Linked DNA regions of Homo sapiens: region 1 is linked to region 2. Evidence: chromatin contacts called from ENCODE Hi-C or POLR2A ChIA-PET data. All regions are on one chromosome and are shown on one strand. Each heading gives the region's core, a stretch centred on a gene start or an enhancer-like site at or near the end of the contact. The rest is flanking DNA. Distances are from core to core; before and after follow the strand shown. Region 1 has its middle 100 kb from the start of ARMC3. Region 2 overlaps PIP4K2A (phosphatidylinositol-5-phosphate 4-kinase type 2 alpha).

Region 1 (6,672 bases), core at 3,069-5,568, 250 kb after region 2:
TTTGGGAATTTCTTCTTTTTTGTTCAATTTAGCACTGAATACAGATATTGACACAAGGTGAGGCTACCTAGAATTACTGTTAATCTGATAAATTTAGCTTTAGTGCATCAATTTTGTTTTCGTTGTTTATTTTTTCTAGAGACAGGGTATTGCTCTATCACCCAGGCTGGAGTGCAGTGGCATGATCATAACTCACTGCAACCTCAGCCTCCTGGGCTCAAGAGATCCTCCCAGCTCAGCCTCTCAATGTGCTGGGATTACAAGAATGAACCATCGTGCCCTGACCAACATTGTTTTTAAAATGGCAGATTAAAATAAGAAAATCTTTGATGTTCATGAGATGGAAAGTGATAATGGTCAGAATAAATATTTCAAAGTATACACATTTACCTCAATTAACTTTTGTTTTAAACACAACAGAGATGATACTGAAGTGTAGATGCTTATATTAGAGATGCTTAATATTTTTTAATCAATAAATCAAAATGAGGAGGAGCTTGAAGGATCTTTGCTTCACTTAATTCTAATGATTGTTCTATAATAGTAAGTTCCACACCATAGCCTTAGAGAAGTTACCACTTGATTAAATTTTGTAGCTGAAGGATGAATTTTTAATGTTTTCCACTATAGTTAGCCCCAATTCACTCCAGTTTAGAATGAGATTTTAGTCTAACATTAGGAAAGGGAGGTTTAAATTCCATCTGGACACACAGAAAGTGCTTGGATAGACTTGTAGGGGGGAAAAAGTGGTTTTAGTTGTTTGCCGCAAACTATTAAGATGTTTAAACAGATGGTGATCACAGTCACATGTCCTGGTGAAATGGAATTTCCTTTTCATAAATTCCTTGCAGCTTCCTCCTGATTATAAGAGGCTCATGACTTGGATTATCAGATTTTTATATACTTCCACATCTGCAATGATATAGAGGCTGCCCCAGCACTGGCCTCAGACAAGTTTAAAGCCATTTTGCAAATTCTTTCAAGGCTGGCTAACACAACTTGATCCCACCACCCCACCTCTGAAACCTTTTAACCTGTAATGGTTTCTCCTCTTTCTGCTGGGCTTTTCTACAGATATTCTGTTATATACAGCACTGGGACAACACCAATACAAATTTCACTTAAAAAAAATAAATTTAACTATGCCTAGTTATTTATAATTTTTAACAAAAATTGTTTTCCTTCTTCCCTTTCACCTTCTCTTTAAAGATGTTTCCCTGATGCCCTTTCTGATTTCGTTAGTTTTATTTATTTATTTATTTATTTATTTATTTATTTATTTATTTTTTAAACAGAGTCTCACTCTGTCATGCAGGCTGGAGTGCAGTGGTGCGATCTCAGCTCACTACAACCTCTGCCTCCCGGGTTCAAGTGATTCTCATGCCTCAGCCTCCTGAGTAGCTGGGATTACAGGCGCCCACCACGATGCCTGGCTAATTTTTGTATTTTTAGTAGAGACTGAATTTCACCATGTTGGCCAGGCTGGTCTCGAACTCCTGGCCTCAAGTGATCCACCTGCCTTGGCCTCCCAAAGTGCTAGGATTACAGGAGTGAGCCACCGCGCCCATCTGCATTACTTCTTTATCTTCCCTGTGACCTAGCTTTTGAGTAACAAGTTCCGACTATTGAGTATTATATTTTTCAAAGAGGAAGAGAGTCTGAGAGTTCACTATAAAACAGTTCTAGCTCTCATTCTACATATATTTAGATGAACACAAACTAAGTTCTATAAATACATAAGGTGGTAGATAGGGTTATTTAGCCCTTTAATAGTTCTAAATAACAGTTCGTGCTAGGTGCAGTGGCTCACATCTGTAATCCCAGCACTTTGGAAGGCTGAGGAGAAAAGATCCCTTGAGGCCAGGAGTTCGAGACCAGCCTGGGCAACATGGTGAGAGTCCATCTCTATAAAAATAAACTAAAATGAAAATACCATAGTGTCTTAATTTTAAAAAGAAACAAAAACATTTCACTTCTCCCTTAAATGCAAGGTTGTAGATTTGTGTACTTGGAAAGTTTGTGAAATATTCCATAAGTGTAAGGAGAAAGTGAAATTTGGAAGTTTATTGTGGAACCAGCTTTTTGTGATTTTATGATAGATGGAGAAGCATTCATGTACTGGCTTTCCTGTCACGGTGTCTTTTTATAAGCCAGGCACTGTCCTAGGCACTTTGCGTACATTATTTCATTTATTTATCATAACAGTCCTACAGAGAAGGCGCTATTGTTACCCACATTTCAATAGGTTAAATAACTTACTTAAGATCTGAATGGTGTGGACAGCTAGAAAGCTCCAGGCACAGGACTCCATTCAGATCAGAGTAAAGCCACAGCTTGTACTTTGTCCCATTGGGCCACATTGCCCATGTGCTGTGAGCTGACTCATTTCTCTTCTCATTGTGTCTCAGATGCCTGAAATATTACTAACTGAGATTTATTCTTTTATGTTAATGCATAGTCCCTAGTTAAAATACTAATCCTTTGGGTGGGTCAACAGGTTAAGCTGTCTTAGTCATTAATAACATTTAGTGTGAGCTGATGCATTAGATTCTTTCTACTGTGATTAACTTCAGCTAAAAATAGCAGGGAACTAGTAAAAGACAAACCATTCTCCACTAGGTGAAGATAGGTGTGTCCTTCTTTTGGCTTATGGGGATTGCTGATTTCATATCAACAGGAATTTCATATTTTACTAGTTATTGGATTAGGTGCCATTTTTGCGATATGATTTCATATGTAGCCTCTCGGAATAATTGAATTAAATACTTTGAAGTGTGTGAAGCCAGTGAACAAACCTTTATTTGAAGACTAACGTTCAACTTTGGTGTTCAGCTTTGTAGAAAACCAAACAAAACCTTCTTCATTTTTAGCTTAAGTCTCCCAAAAGTGGGATTTAAAAGGTAACCCAGCTTTTTACGAGAAACTGATCATGGTGTTGGCTCATGTTGCGATTTCCAATCTGTTTTAAATTGGGATTAATGGCTCCTTCTTTTAGGGCAGCATTTCAGTTGTATCTGCATAGCTTTCCCTAGAAAATCTGAGGCTGAGGTGGGCGGATCACGAGGTCAGGAGCTCGAGACCATCCTGGCTAACACGGTGAAACCCCATCTCTACTAAAAATACAAAAAAATTAGCCGGGCGTGATAGCGGGCGCCTGTAGTCCCAGCTGCTCCGGAGGCTGAGGCAGGAGAATGGCGTGAACTCGGGAGGCGGAGCTTGCAGTGAGCCCAGATCGCACCGCTGCACTCCAGCCTGGGTGACAGAGCCAGACTCTGGCTCAAAAAAAAAAAAAAAAAAAAAAAAAAAAATCTGCTTACTTGAAGCCTTTGGAAAACTAGGAGATTTTACATATTATTTTTAAATGGCATTTTAAGGCACTCCCACTGACAATTTTGTTAGAAGGCAGAAATATCAAGTGAAGGATAGAAATGAAAATGAACTAAGTGAACAATTGGCAACGTTTCATTTCCTTCCCAAGCAATGGAGACAGATGACCTCCAGCTCACAGTGCTCACAATTCCCCCTCAGGCCACGTCTGTGCCACTTGTCACCTCCTGCACCGCTTTCAACACTTGCTGCTGCCCTTGGCCACAGCACAGGTATGGGCAAGTGAGGAAAGATGGGGGGCTCACAGCACCTCACCCTACCTGGCTTCAGGGGTGGGTTAAGATTGTTTCTACTTAAGAACCATGGCAACAGTTTGTGTTAACTGGATCAACGTAATTCCCTTGTTATAATTAAACAAAAAAGTTTTAAAAAAATTTAAATTCAAGGAATCTGGCCAACAAGTTGGGTGTTTCTGAGAGGTATTATTAACTGGTCTGACCACTTCAGGCACTAAAATCGTGGCTGAAACATTCAGTCATGGTACACTCAGGCCAGATTGTTATTGACAACAATGCCTGAAAGGGTTTCATTTTACCTTGGACCTTGGAAGGCAACAAAAGAACAAATTGAAATGGACAGAACCCAAACAGCTCAGTGTCATTGAACATTAGAATTGTACAACTCATACCTCTTGTTCTGATTCTAGGCTTACGGATGTTCCCACAAACTGGTTTTCCATATTGTTCACATATGGGGTGGGGGCTGGAAATGCTGGTATCATTCATGATAAATGAACCAATTGGCCTGCTGGTTTATTAACTTCCTCTCTTGTGAAGTTGGTTGGTCTGAGTCCCTGAGCCCAGTCAACCCTGGAGAGTGACAGGAATGCATTTGCAAGTGTACGACTTGGGCTGTGTCCTGGACAATGATGAATTGGAACTAGCGTCACTTGGGTGATCAATCAGTTGCCCTTCCCCCAGGAGACTACCCCAGAGGTGACTGCTCACTTCCGTTTAAAACTTTTATACCAAGGTCTTAGATCTCAGAACAATAATAGTGTGTCCTCACTGATTCATCCCAGCAAGAATGTGTGATTCAGTCAGCTGTTTGGGTAAGAAGAAAATTGTCCCATGCAAATTATCTGCAAAGGTATATTAAAAGGAAAAGAGAAAAAATGTTTTGAACCAAATTATACTACATGACTGGCATAATTGTCTCAAGCGGACACAACCCTAATCGCTGAGTCTGAATATTATTCCATTTATAAAATGAAGAGGATACTAATTACCTAAACTAGTCATTATATCTAAAATTATTTTACGCAGTGTTGTGAATAAGCCCAGGAAGAAAAGCACCACTTAAGAACAAGGTAAGAAAGCATGATTCCACAGATTCAAACGATCATTTTGGGAACACCTATGATCTAGTCATGTGCTCTGCCAAGTGCTTTTGCCTGTCATTTCCCTTCATCCTGAGAACGACTCAGTGAAGTGGCTATCACTCGCATTTCACCAATGAAGAAACTAAGGAATGATTTTGTTGCAGGACTTTTCCTTAGTTCAGCTAAAGATCGGATTCTTGTCTCTCCCACAGCCATGAAAATTTAGGCTCGCAGATGGTTTAAAGGGTGAGTAAAGCAGGGTTTTATTGGGTGAAAAGGGGAAAAAAAAAAGGGGAAACAGGGACTCTCACAAGGCCAGAGTCCCTCTGCTAGAGCACTTCCCGCCAGGCCATTTGAATCCCAGGTTCTGCACAGGAAGAGGAGGGGCCACGGCCTCCCCGCTGCAAAGGGCGTAAACTTCCCTACCCTCCACCTTAGAGGGCGGGCTGGTTGGAGTTTCCCCAGGGATTCCCCTCCCACCTGGCTGCCTCATTCCCTGCTCTAAAGAAGTACACCTAACTGCCCTTAGATTAAGGATAAGGACAAAGACCGATCTTAACTGCTTCCTACTGACAGGAGGCTCTGTTTTGGGGAAAAGGCAGTCAGAGCTCCCTCAGAGGGAGCTATCAGCTCCTATCTAAGGGTTCCTGGCAGAAGGGGCCATTGTCAGAGGCTCTGGTTGCATGACCGTTTGGAGTCTGATGGCCTGAAGGCAAGAACAGACAAACCAGTTTATTAGAAAACATGTATCAAAACAAAACAAGGGGAGGGGTAAGGACAGCTCAAAAAGCTTTTACCAGTTTGCACAGGGAGGGAAAGTCCAAACGCCTGACTGGTAAAGACACTTTACCCTTTTGCCACGATGTTGGGCTTCTGGGTTCCCTTCCCCCGAGTCCAATCCTAAGCCAACCAGTTTAAGGTTTGGGAAATTAACAGTTTGGAGGATGCATCTGAGGGGAGTGTCCCGTAGTAAGGAGAGACACAATTACCTATCAGTGAAGGGAGAACCGAGGAGAAGAAAGGAAAAAGAACGTGTTTTTAAGGGAGTCCCAAGGATCCAGGATGCATTTGAAAGGGGTACAGACTGAAGATGAATGGCTACCCATCTAGAAAGAGGGGAGCAGGCATCCTTGGTTCCCTTCTCTTCCTAGCAGATACCCGGGGCAAGTAAGGGAGAGAGGGAAGAGCGTCCTCTTTACATCTCGCATCCTTGCAGCCCCGAGCCCTGGAGACCTTGGCAGGCACCACCATGAATGCCAAAGCGGCTTGCACCCATGAAGCAGGGGGTCCCAGAGAATAGGAATTATCCATTTTCACCTATGCCCCTATCCCACCTACTGTCAGTAGCCTCGGAGTTCCCTGGACCTCATTTATGCCATGGATACTAACGTGGCCTTTATCCATGAAACAGGAAGCTTGGGGTTGGCTTAATCGGCAAGAAACAGCTACGCTCACCTACGCTGTGCCTTTTAATCTCTGCTGCCATCTGCCTCTGGATCGCTCAGATCCAGTTTTCTTTCCAGGGCTTTGACCCAAAGCTTGAAATTGAGTCTGGGACAAAAATGTGTCTTAGGGGGTATTGCATGGACTCCTTGTTATAAGCCGAATGCTACGGTGAAACTGTGGAACTGAGTCCTCTTCCAAGGGAGAGAAAAGGATGTCTTGTGACACACCCAGATAACCGGCGGCTATAGTTATGCTTGCTAGGATTTGGATGGATGATGCTTGGCTTTGTTTAGTTCCCTTGGTTTTACTTTCCCAAAAAGGAAACCTCCAGGTGATGGGCACCCTATTTATTCCATCACCTGGCAGGATTTGCAGGATAATTGCTCAGAACTAGAATATTGATCCGGATTTCTACATTACCCATCCCTCTTGTTCTTTCTGACCTGCAGCCAGGGATTGCTGGTTGGTTCAGAGGAGCAAGCAGGGTTAGTCTGAAATGTAGGTGAAAACTTAAAAAC
Region 2 (6,379 bases), core at 3,589-6,088:
GTTAACTGCACAAATTGTACAGCATGTGTGTTTGAACAAATACGAAATCTGGGCACCCTGAAAAAAGAACAGGATAACAGCAATTGTTCAGGGAATAAGAGAGATAACCTTAAACTCTGACCACCAGTGAGCCGGGCGGAACAGAGCCATATTTCTCTTCTTTCAAAAGCAAATGGGAGAAATATCGCTGAATTCTTTTTCTCAGCATGGAACATCCCTGAGAAAGAGAATACGCGCCTGGAGATACAGGCTTATAAACAGCCCCCCCAGGTGTGCCTGTCTCTTATGGTCGAAACTGCGGAGATGAAATAGACTTCAGTCTCCCATAGCGCTCCCAGGCTTATTAGGAAGAGGAAATTCCCACCTAATAAATTTTGGTCAGACCGGTTGATCTCAAAACCCTGTCTCCTGATAAGATGTTATCAATGACAGTGGTGCCCGAAACTTCATTAGCAATTTTAATTTCGCCTCAGTCCTGTGGTCTCGACCTGCCTCCACTTGCCTTGTGATATTCTATTAACCAGTTAAGTACTTGATGTCTGTTACTCACACCTATTCACACACTCCCTCCCCTTTTGAAAATCCCTAATAAAAACTTGCTGTTTTTTGTGGCTTGTGGGGCCATCACAGATCCTACCAACGTGTGATGTCTCCCCTGGACGCCCAGCTTTAAAATTTCTCTCTTTTGTACTCTGTCCCTTTATTTCTCAAGCCGGCTGATGCTTAGGAAAAACAGAAAAGAACCTATGTGAATATCGGGGCAGGTTCCCCGATAACTGACATTTCAAACTCCTCCTCCTGCTCTTGTTTGCTATTTCAGGGAGTGGAATGAACACCTACCTACCCAACTGCCTAAACCAGAAACTTGGGGGTCATCCTTAACCCCCTTCCCTCTACGCACACTCCCTGGCACCTCTGGCACTCAATCCCTCAGTTCTGTAGATTTGTCTTCCCAAATCTCTCTGTAATTCATCCACTTCTACCACATCCCAGCTCCGGCCAGCATCTTCTCCGGGCTACTTCATCAGCCTCTCTGACAGGACTGGCTTCCTTCCCTCTGTGGCTTCCTCTCTCCCTGCAGCAAATGCACCAAATACTCCCCACTCTGACTCTCATGCCCTTGCACCTGCCGCTCTTCCTCTGACTAACTCCTATTGATCCTTCAGGTTTCTGGACATCACCTCCTCCAGGAAGCCCTTCCTTGACCCTGCCCAGCCTGAGCCAGGCGCCCTTGCTATGTGCTCTAGAGCTCCCTGAGTGTCCTGTCCAAGTGTTCACCCCATGATAACATAATTTTCTATTTGAGGTCTGCATCCCCTGCTAGATCTTTCTGTGTGTCTTGTTATTTTAGCCCCTGAAGCTAGGATAGTAGCCACAAAAATATTCACAAACACCTCTGAATGAACAAACAAAAGTAGATTTGCAAATCTATAAAATTCAACTCAAAACTGCTATCAGTCTAAAAGAACAACTTTCAAACAACAATTTTGAGCTCTGTTTTCAAATGGAATAGTTAAGAAAAAGGCACTTCCCAAGGTGACAAGAAGGCATAACTAAGAGTATAGATGTACCCTTTATATAAGCATGTGTTGACTTGAGTTAGTTTAGGTTTACATCCAGGAAGCTACTTCCTAAATTCCTATTCAAACCAATCCTTCAAGTTGACTCTCTCTATAATCTTGCACAGTAAACTAAATGTGGCTCAAATACTACCTAAGGTCCAATAAGCCAGGAAAAGAGAAAAAGAGATGCAGTCTTCTTATCCTTAATTTCTTAGGCAAAAAATACTTGTATCATGTCTTAATAGTTGGAAAGGAGTTTGAGGCTCATCCAAGCCAACATACTACAGGTGAGAAAGCAGACTCAGCGATGCAAAGAAATGTATTCAGGGTCACATTCGGTTTGATATCGGTGAAGCAGTGTTAGGTCCTGGTTCCCTGACCCGCAGGAACGCACTCTCAGCTGTCAGTGCCATTTTCGATTATAGGTTTACTGCACAGGTGGCTGTGTTTTTCAAGAGCAAGTTGCATGTGGAATGTTCCTTCCAACCATGCTTGCAACAAATAACTGTTTCACTATTCAACAATTTGATGAAGAGAAATGAAGTAGAACTCTCATCGGGTCAATACAGTGTTTCTCGCTGGTGGCAGCAGAATGGGGAACAGGAAGAACCACAATAGCAGGGGTGGGAGACTAGAAATAAAGAGTAAAGGTGATTGGGAGTATGTGATCATGCCCCCAGGACATGGGGAGACATACAGCAAGGTACTTACCTTTTCTTTGTCACTAGCTTCTCTAGCCACTGTAGAGCCCTGAAACACAAGGCAATAATAAAAACATGCGCATGGGAGGCATTGGGTTTCACACGCAGAAAATATGAAAATGGCTCCAGGCGGAGCAGAGAGCCAGCTCAGCACCCACTCTGCTTCGCAGCCCATGCGGAATGGGCTTCTCATCCCTCCCTGACCATGGCTCTCTGTCCGGCCTGTGTCCCCTCTCTGCAGGTATTCCTGGCCACTGGCCGCTTCTCTAGCCCTGACTCTGTCTTGCTCACCTGTGTTTCTGTGGTTCTTGTCCACCTGCTGGAAGTTAGAAAACCTGACCATCACTTACTTGAGCAGTAACTTACTCAACACTGGATCAGCCCCACACTTTACTCCTTGTATCAACTGCCAGAAATAGTCAGTCCTGTTATCTTAAAGAGTCCCACTAGCTGGCTGCAGTGGGACCACAGGAGCGTTAAGTGCCTCTTTCCCCACATTACGTCCTTCTGTGGGCACATCCTCACCTGCTGACTTTTTTCTGCAATGCTCATTGTTTTCTCCCGTCTTAAGAGTTACTGATGAACACTCTTTCCTTGCTTGCTATACATCAGTCCCCCACAGCCACTCTCTGACCCCATTTACTTTGGAGATTCCTTCAAAGACACACAGTTATTTGTACCTCTTTTGTGCCAGGCCCTATGCTGAGTGCAGAGGTACAAAGTGGAGGAAAACATGGCCCTTGATCTCAGCAGTTTGTGCTCTTACTGCAGTGGTGTTCAAAACTCTGCCTTAGAGCTCTGGGTTGTCTAGCATGACCTGAGTCTACCTCGGAGGCCGACGGGGAGGCTTTAGGGGTAGAGTCCAAGCAGAGAAACTTCCCGTGGCTTGTGGAAGATTTTAATTCAAAAGAAAAGCTGGGAAACAAATGGTCTGGTGAATTCCTAAGTATGGATGACAATCACGGTGTCTCATACACAGCAGATGTCCTGTGTTTACTGCATAAATGGCTGGAGAAGAATCACAGGCCAATTTCCTGGGCTCCCTTCCCCTCCTGCACTGGACACCCCTAACTATCGTGAGGTCAGCCAAGCCACTTGCTTCTTTACCACCTGATGAAAAGACATCTATTGCCCTGGGTTACTTGAGTTAGCCATTCATTAAATGAACTTACAGTTGGCTTGGGAAAAGTGAAAGTGGCTTTTAGATTGGCCATCTGCAAAGAAATCAAAATTTTTGATTACTGGCTTTCATCGAGCAGCTCAGGCATTGACTAGGATTGAGCTTCCTGCAATTCACAGATGCGGAAACTTGAACGGAAGAGACTCCTCACATTGGGGAAGGGAGCCAAGACCAGGCTGGGGGGGTCTCCCCAGGGCCGATCTTCCATCCCCCTGGTGCTCAGTGCCCCCAGGACTGGAAGATCCGAGGGACGCTGCTGCTGGCCCAGGGAAAATGTTCAATGTTTCTCAGGGCGATTCAGAGCAGCCCAAAGCTGACCCATCAGATGGAGACAGATAATGTGAACCATTCATGAAGGCAAACCTGAGAACCCATTCTACGACCACAGTCCGAGCCCCTCTGCACAGCCATGCCCAGCAACTGTTACTTGCCATGGTCTACTTTCCTTCCTTTAGGGATTCCTGAATATGGACCAGAAGTACCTTCCTTTACACACTGATTTTTCACAACGAATGTTCCCAAATACTTTTTAAAAATGGGACATTTGTAATACTTGAGCACTGCCTATGATGCTGGGAACAGGAAGAAACTATTCTACTTTGAATTCTTAACCAAGTTCTTGGGGTGTGTGTGTCTGTGTGTGTGTGTGTCTGTCTGTGTCTGTGTGTGTGTTTCCTCTCCTACAATATAATCCACCCTGCTTCTGATTCTCAGGGAAGCTTCATCTGTATGCAAATGCTGATCATTAGCTTGGGAACAACAAAACACAAAACTCATCCAAGTTTAAATTAATTCACAATAAAAAATTATTAAAAAAAATAGAAAAGGAAGGCCAAGAGTTTAAGCCATGAAACAATGCCAGATGTACAGGTTCCATCACAACTGAGAGCACTGGCAAGAACAGAGTTTATCTATGCCACAAGCCAGAAAGGGAGATGAAACTGTGAAAAAAGCAAGGCAAATTAAAACTAGAATATCCAATCTCTAAGTATAATTTACTCCAAGATATGTTTACCAGATGCCTACTTGTCCGAGGCGCTATCTTAGGCATTGCAGGGGGATTAAAAAAAAAAAAGTTAAGTAGAAGAACATACTTGCCCTTGAGGCACTTACACATCAGGAGAATGAATGAGGCAACCAAGATTCATTAACTCCCATATGCCATGCCTCACGCTGGACACAATACATATGTATCTTATTTAATTCTCAAAACATCCCTGCAAATGTAGGTAAAATTATCCCTATTTTAACAGATGAAGAGACGGAGGGTCATAGAGGTTCAGCAACTTACACAAGGTTAACAAGTCATAAAAGAACAACATGTGACTTTAGAGGTCACTCTGGCTTTCTTCCCTGGGGAAGTCAGACAGAGTCCTGTGTGCTCTGAGCAGTACCGCCAAGGCTTCACGAAAAGAGCTGGTGCTGGCAAGGGCCCTGGAGGATGGCTGGGATTTCCCCAGGGGCAATTCCAGGGGCACAAAATGGCTTGCTTGGGCGAAGACTTTAAGACAGGACAGGACAAGGGTGTATTTGGGAAGTGGATCCAGTGTGTGGGGACTTCAGAGGTTAGGAGACAAGCCCAGACCATTTCCTTCACTTAGACTAGCATTTCTCTAAGCATGGTTCAGAACCCTGGGGTCCCAAGACCAAAACTATACAAAGCCAAAACTATTTTTATAATAATACTGAGAAATTATTTGCCTTTTTCAGCGTCTTGATATTTGTATAAATAATGCAAAAACAATGGTGGGAAGAACTGCTAGCAGTTTAGCATAAGTCAAACAGTGGCAACAGTGGGTATTAGTAGTGTTTGTGATTTAAAAAAAAAAAACAATGAAAAAAACCAGCACCATCTAAGAAACCCAGCGTCATTTCAGAAACCTCTGAAGCCACACATCCTGGTTTTTGTGACTTGTGAGCTGTGTACGAGTTGCTGAACTTCTGGCTAAGATGGTGTGTCATACAAGTAGGCATCTAGTAAACACATGAAAGCATAACATTAAATGTATCAAATCTAGACCCAGGAGTACACGTCTTTTCAATATTCTGTGCAGGAAATATACATAAAGCACTTCTGTTTATAAAGAAGGAATGATTTCTTAAGAACTGTTTTCGTGACGGTTTGAGTTATGAGTTGAACTGGCCATCTTTTTCATGAAACAACACTTTTACTTGAAAGAACAACTGACAGTCTATGTTTATTTAGATCTGGGCATGTGACTGATGTTTGCTACAAAATGAATGAAGCTGCTAGGCTCCCCTGTATGCTGGGGTGCTTGCTACATGTGGTCATTTCACAGAAAACAACTGACAGGGCTTGTGGCCAGTGATAAAATTTGAGATTCCAAGTAAAAAACTGATTTTTAAAAAACTTATATCCACCATCCTGGGCCTGACCGCTTCCCAATATGTAAAAGACTTTTCTGATGACATTGGTGGTAACACTGTTATGACTTTTTGATACTGTATAATGAAATGTGTCAATATTTGGAAGAGTCAAATAACTCAGTGAACCAATGTGTTCCAAATGGCAAGTGCATGCCTTGGCAAAATCACACATTCAAACAATGCATGCAAACCAATCAATGGATTTCGATGAAGAGTACAAAAAGTTCATTGATATGATTTCAGATTTCATAATGTAACTAAGCTTTGAGAAATTACCTCTTGTCAAGCTTTGGTGTAGTATCAAAGAAGAATATCTACAATTATCCAAAAAAGTTGTTAAAACATGCTTTAACAACTTTCCAAACTTCATTATTGTGTGAGTTCAGATTTTCTTCACATACTTCAGCGGCATAACACCACACAGACTGACAGCGGAATCAGACAGGACATTCCAACTATCTCACATTAAGTCAAGACATTACGGAGATTTGCAAAAATGTAAAACAATGCTACTTGTCTCATTCATGTTTTTGCTTTTGGAAAATAGT

The links. Hi-C counts contacts between places; a loop is a spot of excess contacts on that map. ChIA-PET counts read pairs that join two places held with the same protein, here RNA polymerase II (POLR2A). Pooled maps may share reads with other maps.
Region 1: a pooled map shows a loop between it and region 2 (2.3-fold over the local background). The contact joins two enhancer-like sites. A Hi-C loop is called at or near these places in 2 of 50 pooled maps. POLR2A ChIA-PET finds 5 or more read pairs at or near these places in 2 of 52 experiments (HEK293 and OCI-LY7).

Annotation. Positions count from the first base shown.
Region 1 is chr10:22,820,858-22,827,529 of GRCh38, forward strand. No RefSeq gene overlaps it. Among named protein-coding and RNA genes, the nearest start is that of ARMC3, 100 kb to the right of the region's middle. RefSeq lists an enhancer at 3,591-4,790. Within about 2 kb of position 4,319, at least 4 of the 41 ENCODE cell types and tissues checked have a DNase peak (open chromatin) inside an H3K27ac peak, as active enhancers do.
Region 2 is chr10:22,565,578-22,571,956 of GRCh38, forward strand. PIP4K2A (phosphatidylinositol-5-phosphate 4-kinase type 2 alpha) reads right to left here. Exons shown (of 10, transcript NM_005028.5): 6 at 2,274-2,312. Among named protein-coding and RNA genes, the nearest start is that of LINC03027, 130 kb to the left of the region's middle. Within about 2 kb of position 4,839, at least 2 of the 41 ENCODE cell types and tissues checked have a DNase peak (open chromatin) inside an H3K27ac peak, as active enhancers do.